2 separate regions of the Homo sapiens genome follow, and region 2 is linked to region 1. A link is a contact called in ENCODE Hi-C or POLR2A ChIA-PET data. All regions are on one chromosome and are shown on one strand. The core of a region is the stretch at or near the end of the contact, and the rest is flanking DNA. Distances in the headings are between cores, read along the strand shown.

Region 1 (5,276 bases), core at 1,739-4,238:
TGTGGCTCCCCATTTTCAACTAGAAGAAGAGAAATTTTTCATGTTCTAGCTTGAGAAGCCATGCTCTTAAGTTATTTGACCCTGTACATCCTCGACCCTTCAAAATATTTAAATTATTCCACACTTCAGCGCTGGCATCACAGATTATACGATAATAATTTACCAAGCTTCTTTTCTGCAAACAGGTAAAGGAGGAGGAGACATGGGTGGTAATGTAATTTCTGGATAGTTTAAACCTAAAAGCCTGCTATTAAGAGAAAAGGGGAAAATGACTGTTCAAGACCTGTATCTTGAAAGAATGCTGTTTATCTAGTATTCAGGGGCCAGGGAGTGTGTCTGTGGGTAAACTAAGCAATTCCTCCAAGAATTCTGACGGGAAACAGTTTTGGGGTTTGTCATAGTTTCTAATATTCTCTTAAAATAATCTGTTTCCCAACAAGTAAAAGCAGACGTCATTTCACGTAAAGAATTTCTCTGACTCCACCAGTAGCCCTTCCATCTTCTCATTTGTCCGGTTAAGCTTGAGTCAGAAAAAGAACACAACAATTTTGGTAAAAAATTTGTTGTTCTTCTCATCTGAATAGCCAAAAGTTATTGGTGTGTAAGGACCACAGTTCAGATAAGAGCTACTGTAACTAAATTTAGAGAAATTACTTTTCAGATCGACTTTCCTGTTCTAAAATTACATACTTCTGGTTGGTCTTTGCTTTATCTTCCTAATCAAGATCTGAGGTCACTGGAGGTCAGAAACATATGGCAAAAAGGAATTTAAATATTTTCCAATTAAAAAATTATCCTAAAATATCTTTATTATATTTCCAAGCCATAAATGATCACAGGTGCTTTGAGCCATGGTACTGATCCCAGGAAAGTGTTTGCAAACGTTTAAAAAATAGAATGGATCAGTTGATTCATGCTTTAGCTGATGGCACGGTCTCTTGGGAAGCTAACCCACTCTTGCCTCTTGCCCATGGGGCCAGGGGAACACTGCTGTTTAATTTGTCTTAAATACCTCTTCTGAGACTGTATTGGTCCCCGACCACCCATTTGCAAAGATCCAGCATCCGTCAAGACTATTTAACAGACGTTCCAAAAAGCTGGATGCTGACAGTCCAACTGTCATTTTAACCTTGGCATCTCCCATGACAGAGTGTGGAGCAGCAGGCTGTGACCTAGAGGAAAGACACAGAAGTGGTGAGGGGTTGCAGGGGCTGTAGCGTGGTGAGATGGCCCTGTACAATATCAGGTGAAGGGGAAGCATTTATAAACTTCCTTTGTTTTGATGTATCTGTTTTTCCCCCTATTTCTGCCTATACACCTACTTGAGCACTGGCTTGGCTAAAGTTACCCCCAAGAAAATGTTGAAGTAATGAGTCACCTACCTCACTTCATTTTTTTGAGACCTCACTTTCTTTCCTTCCTTTCTTTCCCTCCGAATTTATGAATGAAAATAGATAGGTAGAGGTTGAATTGGCTAAGGCTGTCTGTTGCTTTTTGATTTTCCCATCTCCAGGGGAAGAGGGCAGGGAACGATCCACTCCAATTAGGAATCCTAGACTTATATTCATTTAACAACTTTATATTATCCAGAACATTTTGTACAAATACATTGTAGAAATAAGTTATTTCTAGTGCTTGGGGCATAGTCTGTGAACTGATTTGTCTGTATATCTCGTAAATTTTCCATTTAGATGATCAGAGCAGGACAGAAGTTTCTCGCTGTGCTCTTAGGCTACAGGCAACTGTTGTCACTGGCTGACCCTTGGTTATAAGTACGTGGGAACTATGTCCTGGGCTTCACAGACAGGAGGAGAAGAGTTAGTTCTGTGGTGAGCTGTGTCTTTGGGGTGGTGGGAAGTCAACCCCAAAGAATGATTCTTATCATTGCTTCTTTTTTAACTAAGTTGGCAGAGTTTTATCTTCTCCATAGATACGTGGTAAAGGAAACTCATTTGAACCATTTGAACTGGTGGTTAATCTGAGTAATATGGAATATGTTCAAAGTGATGACATTGTATTACTTCTGTGCATGGACAGGAACTAGAACGGCTAATAAAATTGTTGTCAGGTAGAAGTTCTGAAGAGCCTGACATGATAAAAAGATAAGGATCATTTTAACCAGCACATTTGCTAAATAGGTAGTTGTTACTGCTGTGCCAAAAATTTCTTTCTATTCTTAAATTATTTAAAACATTATCTACCTTTGCATTGGCTATTAATTGGCCAAGCAATGCATTCCTTTCTACAGATAAATGTTCAGCCTGGTCCTATACAAGATATCACCATATCCTATTTGAACAAGTGCCAAATGAATGACGTGCATTATATATACTGAGTCTTCATCCATCAAAATAATTTTATTTAAACAGTTTGGATTAATAGGAAAAGAATGGTACTTAAAGTAGTGGTTCAGAGTCACAATAAACAGCCTGAGGTGACATCTGAGAGGCAGTTTTGGCGCTACCTGGAAGGCAGAGGTGACAGGAGTACCTGTTAGCCGAAGGCAGTGAGTTTTATGCTGTGGCCTGGCCTTTGCTCCCTGCAGTCTTTCTCGTCTCTTCCACATGTTTGGTGCGTATTCAGGTTTGGGCCCAGCCTACGTGGTGCAAAATGAAACACCATGTGTAATTTCAAGGGTGGACACATCTTAGAGTTCTGAGCAAAAGAAGAATGAGCACTTTATGTGTTGCAGGAACGCTGCTTGCATCTAGTAGATGCTCACAATGTATCTGCTGAACATTGAATGGCATTCATGAAATTAACGCATAAAACTTCCCGTTAGTTTAAAGCAGAGCCTGGGGGTCTACAGTGGAGGGCTTGCCCATCCTTATCAAGCTAGACAACTTGGTAATAACTACTTAGCTAACTCTCCTAACGCTACAGACCAAGAATATAACGCAAGGTAGGGGTACAGTAAAAGTCATGTGAATCTGGAATGCCGGTATTCCAGGCATTTGTTGTGGGTTTCCTGGCATTAGATTGTTCATGGGTCAGTATTGCAAGAGAATGCACATTTTTTACATCATACTCTCGTTGAAGGCAGGGTTTCCTTACTGGCTTACTGATTATATCACTCGCGAAGGGATTAGTCAGAAGGCAATGGAAACATCTTTCGTTTTCATTGTTCAGAGAGAGACTGGGGGTTTGTCTGCACTTTTACATTATCAGTGGGTAGAATCTCCCTTTGAGATTCTTAACAGAGGGTCATGAATTAGTATAAACCTTAGCTGGTCTGTATCCAGGATGAAAAAAATAATCTATTTTGGTGAGCCACTTGAGTCATAGGCTATCTAACTTACGAGCATGCCTACTCTGTTAGGTCCAGTAAAGGATTCAGAAAGAGACTTCAGGAGCTGCCCTGGGAAACAAGACAATAAAACAGTGTTGAATTAGGTTTTCTAGAGTAATGGTGCTCACCCACCTTGGTAGTTCAGACAATCATAGCAGAGCAGAACCAAAATGATATTAAATATATTAATTGATATATCTAATTAATCAGTCATTATTTATTGGTGTACCATTAGGTGCAAGGTATAATTCCTACTCATGAGGACTGAGAAAGACCAGTTGAAGAAGGGTAGAAAAATAATACCAACTTTAAAAAACTCTCTCTGATGTAACAATATAAGGCAATGGTAGAAGGTTGTCACATACAGAATAAGATCAATCATCAGATGTGTAGTTTAAGGATTGCCGTGAATTCAGAAGCAGAAGAATTCTCCAAGGGCTGTCTTCATTTGCAAAGGCATCACCAATGAGCAGGAGGATAGGAAATGCCTGGCATGTAGACGGGAGAGACTTGGAGCAGTTGCCCAAATGCCTCAGAAGTAACCAAGAGCAAGAAGTGGTTGTGATATTAAAAGAGATCAGCTCAAGTAGGGACTTGTGAGATACCAGATTGAAATTTAGATTACCACCAGACGACAGGAGCTGTGGTCCTTGTGACTCCAAGGGTGATCCCTAGACTAGCAGCATTGCATTACCTGGGAGCCTCTTAGAAATGCAGGATTTCCGGTCCCAACTTAGACCTGCAGAATCAGAATATTTGGGTGTGGAGTCCAGGAATTATGCTATAAAAACTGTCCAGTTGATTCTTCTGCATGCTCAAGTGTGGAAAGCACTGCTGCTTAGAACTGGGGCTTGGTTCCAAATGACAATGGAGATGCTTTGAAGAATCATTGAAGATGCTTTGAAGAGGAGAAGTGGCATGTCTTCTAGTGAGCAGACAGACCAGGGCATTTCAGAGACTTTCTTTTACGTGGTAGCCTCTGCTGTATTCTCACTTACCTGTTGCTCACCACCTGGAAAGTGAAATATCTCCAAATTGCCAGTCACTAACTATTGAAGTTGAAATTACATGACTGTTCTCTGAAGTGGTTTCTGAAGGCTGTCAGTAGGCCTTTTCTGGATTCTGATATGGTATGCGTCTAAAATATGTTTCTGTAAGTAAGGATTTTTTAAAGTATATACTTTGCAAAAAAAAATACTCCAATCAACAATAAGAACAACTATAGGGTACTTAGAGTTTAGAACATAAAAGTCATTCATATGTTTTCTAACCATTTAAAAAATCAGTTTCCTGTATTTTGATTCCATTCATTTATCTAGCACTTATCAGGAAATTCAGGTTTCCATGTTACACAGTTTATATGGGCCCTTATAAATCAGTATACCACTTTGATGGAAAAAATTTCCAAACTAAATCATTGCATAATCATTCATAGCAATAGCATCACTGTTATAATAAAATTAGCACAAATTTTAAAGTCTTGGTAAAAAGATTTTTGAATCTTATTTTAGTTTTTCTTGGCAACTTTGGTGTAACAGTTGGCTATAAGAAGGGCTATAAGATGTTAGGATTGCTATTCCTGCTTTAAATAGTTCCAGATTGGCAATTTTGGGGCAATTCTAGCGGTCACCTATTCCCTTATTTCCTAAGCTGGGAAGAATGGAATTTTCTTAAGGTTGAAATCCTAACCTGAATTTTACTGATAGAACCACAAAGTGGTACCTAGCCGACAGATTCACACATGGTGTTCACTTCTGCTGTTGAGTAGCACGTGGGTCCTGGTGCTAGTGTTTCTTTTCCTGCTCAGAGGACCTCTTCTCTCTTACTGATTTACAGTGACGTCCAGATGGTGGAGTTTGCTACAAAGCAGCCCACTGTATGAAAGACATGACATTGTATTCACCTGGACTCTAGGTTGACTCTAAAGAAGGCAAGGGTCCTTTGGTCACAGGGAGAACTGTTGTGTTCCTTCACGAGGTAGCAGAGA
Region 2 (4,829 bases), core at 1,948-4,447, 51 kb after region 1:
AGGTACCCCGGGGAACTCGGCTGAGAGAGAGTGACCCCACCCTTTGCCTTCTGTTTTCTCTTTGTATATGACTCTTCATCTTTGATTTTCTTTTTGATATAAGACATACAAATTTCCTTACTTTTAGATGCCTGTGTCAACCAAGGGCCTAAAGTTACAGAGGAAAGGACTTGCTTTATAATGTTACAGGGCAGGAGGATTGGGGTGAGGTTTCTCCATAAGGTGAATGATCATTTTCCCAGTGGCTTATGGGATTTTGGAGTGTGGGTACAGATGTAATGCTTGCTTAGTCTCGAAATGTTTCGTTTTTATTAGTCTTGTCTCCCCAACCAAATTGCTAGCTAGCCCTTGGAGATCAGAGACCATGACCTCACCTTCTCTTGGATCCTCCAAGGTACCCAGCTTAGGGCTGTGTCCAAGGGAAGCCAACTTCAGAGAGATGACCACACTCCTCTATGTTGGAGAATGTCACGTGAGAGTTGCTTTCTAGAACTTCCCAGGAAACAGTGTGCACAGATGGGCATGAGCTGCCTTGACACTGCAATATACAGGATTCTAAAGTAAACATCCCTGTGACCAGTAATAAGCAATTTGGTAACTGTGACCTGGTTGCTTTCATCCTAGTTTCAAATAATTAGATGATTAAGAAAAATGTGAAAGGAGATTGGAGAAACTGCTGAGGTCACTGTTGACACTTTGAATCAATGAGGAAATCAGAAGGCTGGGTTACCGTGAGTATGTGCTCCCCACCTCTACTGTCCGCCCTTAACTGAAATCAAGTGGGTCCTTGGATTGATGGGATTTGGTCTGTGTAGCCTTCATTTGCTTGTTAGCCAAGTTCATGGTTTATACATCTGTCCCCACCCTCCTCTGTGGCTGGCCAGAGACGCTAATTCAGTCATCACACATGGTGCTGTTCCTGAGAAGGATGCCTGTTCGGAGAAAAAAAAAGCCCCTTGAAGGTCTGGCTAGAGAAATAGGAGGAGTAAAAGCATCCTATACTGAAATGAGGGAAAGGAGAAAGAGTAGCACTGAGAGTGTACTGCAGCGGTTAGGTCTGGGAGGGGAAAAAAAACCGGAGAGCAGGCATTTCACTTGGAGAATCTAAAGAATTGCAGGGTGGTTTCTCTTGCTATTGTTTGAAGGGAAGCCAGCAGTCAAGAAAATTATTGGTCAAATTTCACAGAAGAAGGAACATGACACAGAGGATTTTAGTTTTAATAGCTCAGAATCAAATCTGATGTTTCAAGGAAAGTGAAGAGAACAATTGACTATCAAAAGTACTGGAGAATCTGCCACTGAGCTCTTCCCAAAAGCAAGTGAGGGCACCAGAGGGGTGGGAGTTTCTGTCCTTTGCCATAAGGAAATAGACTGACTTTTTTAAACCAACATACCAGAGTTTACACATTCAAATGAGTATTGTCCTCTCCTTTAACTGTCCTTTTGGGAGACTTCATTCTCAGGGCAAAAATACTGCTTTTACATTGAATACATCTACATGCCTCTCTAGGTTTTTATTTGACTACATAGTCTCTTTTGTGGCTAATAATCCTGCTTTGGGAGTAGATCTGATTTCTGAAAATCATTTTGTATCCAAAATAATGTAAGCCTGTAAAGGAAAAACCTGATTTTTCTGAGTTGGCTTTGAAATGATGGATTCTGAAATTAATTCTACATGAGGTCCAGAAATCACATGGGCAGAGATTTCCGGGCTCCCCATGGTACCTTCTGGGGAGCCAGAAGTTCAGCCAAGCTGGGTGATTACTCACCTTTGAGTCAGACACTCCTGGGATGGGATCCTCCCTTCACATGTGGGTCCTAAGCCAGTTCTTTTTACCTTCTGATCCTCAATTTTCTCACTTAAAAGCTGGGATAGTAATAGTATCTACCTCACGGGATTACTGTGAATATTAAATGAGGTGATACTTGGGAAAACACATAGGAAGGGCTTAGTAATTGCTTATTATTATTACTGATCCCTTACATTGCCATAATGTGGAGCCAGGTACATAGTAGGTAATCACTGAATCTTTGTCAACTAGTTGCAGGGTTGTTGCTAAGGATGTCAGGTTTTGACTTGAAAGTACACCTGTATTTAAAGAGTGGGGTCATCTGAGGTAACTCCAAGACTAGAAAAACATTTCTAATCCTCAATCCTGTAAAACACTTCAAAATGGCATTTGTTCACCTCTAAGATCTACCCTAGCTCTAATAGTCCATGAAATCATGATGCTGAATTACATAAAACAAGGGGATTAATGTGAACAATAAGAAAAAATGTTGACCAATAGCATGGATAATTGAAGAATAAATGGTCAGAACCAGGCAACTCTAGAGGAAAAGCTTAGAGGACAGTTTCGTGGAATTATCAACTGGAGAGACTCCTTTGAGGTTGTTTAGAATGACGACATCATTGTTTAACTTGAGCATGGGAACCATCACCAGGAGGAAACCTACCTGAAATTCTACACTCAGAAGAGTTGGCACTTGGGTAGCTGTGGGACACGGTGGAGAAAGAAACTACCCAAAGTTGGCCAAAGAGCTTGTCACTGTTCTACAATGATCTCAAATTGGTAAAGGAGGTTTTCACAGCTTTTCCAAAGGTTTGAAAAAGAAAATAGCTACTGGTGGCTGTGAAAACACTGCATTGGCTGCAAAAATCAGTGTGATCTGGTATCAGAAGCAAGGTGTTAAATATTATCCAAAAAATGCAGACACAATATACTCTTCATGGAAAGCCTTGGACTAACAAAAGAGAAAAATGGAGATGAGACTATTATATGATAATCACTGCCTAACAACTGGCTTCAATAAGGAGGCTCCCCATGCTGTTGTAACCACAGAATACAGAGCATGAAGAAATGGACTTAAGTTACAGCCAAAGAGATGGAGGATGAGACCTAAGGAAAAAGACTTTCTTACCCTTCTTGAAGATAAAGCATAAGAATGAAGATCCCTAGAGATGGATGGGAGTCGCTGTGGAATCTGGCAGTTTGGGCGTTGACCTGTCCGATAGCAAACCCAGAGCAATGGCCCCAGGGAGTCTGGGAGCCTCCAAGAAAGCAGAGACTTCACCCAAGAGTCTCATTCGAACAACCTGACTGAATCTCAGCCTGCAACAGATGGAGCAAAAGTTCCATCTTAGGATGCTGGAGACTAAATGGGTTAGAAGTAGAGGGGGAAGTGCACGAACTCGGCTCCAGGAGGAAGAGAGCAAATGGCCCATGGAAGTTTTCCTATCTCTGGCTCCTTGGAACCATGGAGTCAACACGATAAAATTAGCAGAGCTAAGTAGGCAGATTTGTGGGGTTGGAGGCATAATTGGTCCTGTTTTTCTCTAGTCTTGACCTAACTGAAGTTCACTGGGTATGTAATGGAAAAAAAACAACCAGCTTGATATAAAAATACAGGAAATGCCTGCAATCACTGCTGATTACAGTAGCAGCTTTCCTTCTGTTATTTTTGTGAAAGAGAAAAAAAAAGGGGGGGTTATTAGGGTGTTTTTTTTTCCCTTTCCTAAACTTTGGAAACAACTTGGGCTATTAGTTCTTTTTAGGGCATTCTTTACTCTAGCTAAATGATGTCACTTAATCTTTATAAATAAAGTGGGTGGGGGGAGACATTCAAATTCTTATCATAAATAAAATTCCTGAGTATAAAATACATACAAATGGTTCTAAATATGGTTTATTGGCCCTAAGGGCTTGTGTTTTCCGAATTCCCCTAATTTCTAATCTTTCTAGGCTGAACAGGATAAATTGAGTTTTTAGTGTAGTGCCTCATTTTGCAGTATGGTTTGCATTAGTGCTAGGAGAGGAACATTGTTTCCAGCAATTTATCTCCCAGAAACCATCTCTGCTTAGCAAGTGAAGAAATATTTGCAAAGAGACTCTTTCAACTAGTGATTGAGAAACACGCATTGTTCCGGCAGCAGAGAGACAGTACGTAGATTCTCACTAAAATGGAGCTTGTGAGGAACACTCCACCCAGTGTGTTAGTATCACTACTTATATCTTAATTTTGGCTTCAGGATTCTCAACTCCCGTTGCTAGAATTTAGATAGAACTGTTGAAGTCTGTAATGATAATGTGTCTTTTAAAATGTCACCTTGGAATTTGTTGGATTCTCCTGGCTTTTAGTTGGCGGGTACCCTGGGAGTTTGTAGCTGGGAGGCTCCTTGGGCACCTTTTGGAGATGCTATGCTTTGTCTGTTAAGCCCTGGGGCTCCTTTGTTCATAAGTTTTCAAAAGATGCTGTCATTCTGGGACTTAGAAAACTCTTCTCCCCAACATGAAGCTCAGATAAAAAATAGAATTTGGTTTTTAAGCAGTAGCATTGCTAAGAGGAAACGCACTGACCTCATGTTCAGACACTCATCAACCATAGTCTCTTCACCTCCCCAGTGAAAAGTGGTTCTTGATGTTCCTCTAGCATAATGGTTCTCAACCACTAGTGGTTATTTTACCTCCAGGGAAGATTTGGCAATGTCTAGAGACATTTTTGGTTGCTGAAACTTGGGGATGGGGGCCAGGAGAGTGCTGCTGGCATCTAGTGGGTAGAGGCCAAGGATACTGGTAAACATTCTGCAATGCACAGGACGGTCCTCACAACAAAGATTTATCCAGCCTAACATGTCAGTAGTGCCCAGGCTGGAAAACCCGCTCTAGATGCAAAGTTCTCTGCTCATGTGACTCTGAAGGTTTGGGGGTAGCTGTGAGCTAACAGGTCTCTTGTTTTGGCTAGTAAGATTTATACAGATTTTGCCATGGTGTTTAGGTAGAGTACAGCCATATTTGCAGGTTTTTCAGACCCTGGAGAAATCAGATGTA

Evidence for each region. Hi-C counts contacts between places; a loop is a spot of excess contacts on that map. ChIA-PET counts read pairs that join two places held with the same protein, here RNA polymerase II (POLR2A). Pooled maps may share reads with other maps.
Region 2: a loop to region 1 is called in a map of endothelial cell of umbilical vein, with 7 times the contacts of the local background. The contact joins two enhancer-like sites. A Hi-C loop is called at or near these places in 8 of 168 maps with a recorded cell type or tissue (PC-9, endothelial cell of umbilical vein, heart left ventricle and 2 more) and 11 of 50 pooled maps. POLR2A ChIA-PET finds 5 or more read pairs at or near these places in 4 of 52 experiments (K562, MCF 10A, T-cell and 1 more).

What each region holds. Positions count from the first base shown.
Region 1 is chr2:46,064,948-46,070,223 of GRCh38, forward strand. The region is part of intron 10 of PRKCE (protein kinase C epsilon); the gene reads left to right. Among named protein-coding and RNA genes, the nearest start is that of EPAS1, 230 kb to the right of the region's middle. RefSeq lists an enhancer at 2,367-3,566. Within about 2 kb of position 2,989, at least 3 of the 41 ENCODE cell types and tissues checked have a DNase peak (open chromatin) inside an H3K27ac peak, as active enhancers do; they include endothelial cell of umbilical vein, where a contact is called at or near this core.
Region 2 is chr2:46,115,807-46,120,635 of GRCh38, forward strand. All of the region lies in intron 11 of PRKCE (protein kinase C epsilon), which reads left to right. Among named protein-coding and RNA genes, the nearest start is that of EPAS1, 180 kb to the right of the region's middle. RefSeq lists an enhancer at 1,132-2,331. Within about 2 kb of position 3,198, at least 3 of the 41 ENCODE cell types and tissues checked have a DNase peak (open chromatin) inside an H3K27ac peak, as active enhancers do; they include endothelial cell of umbilical vein, where a contact is called at or near this core.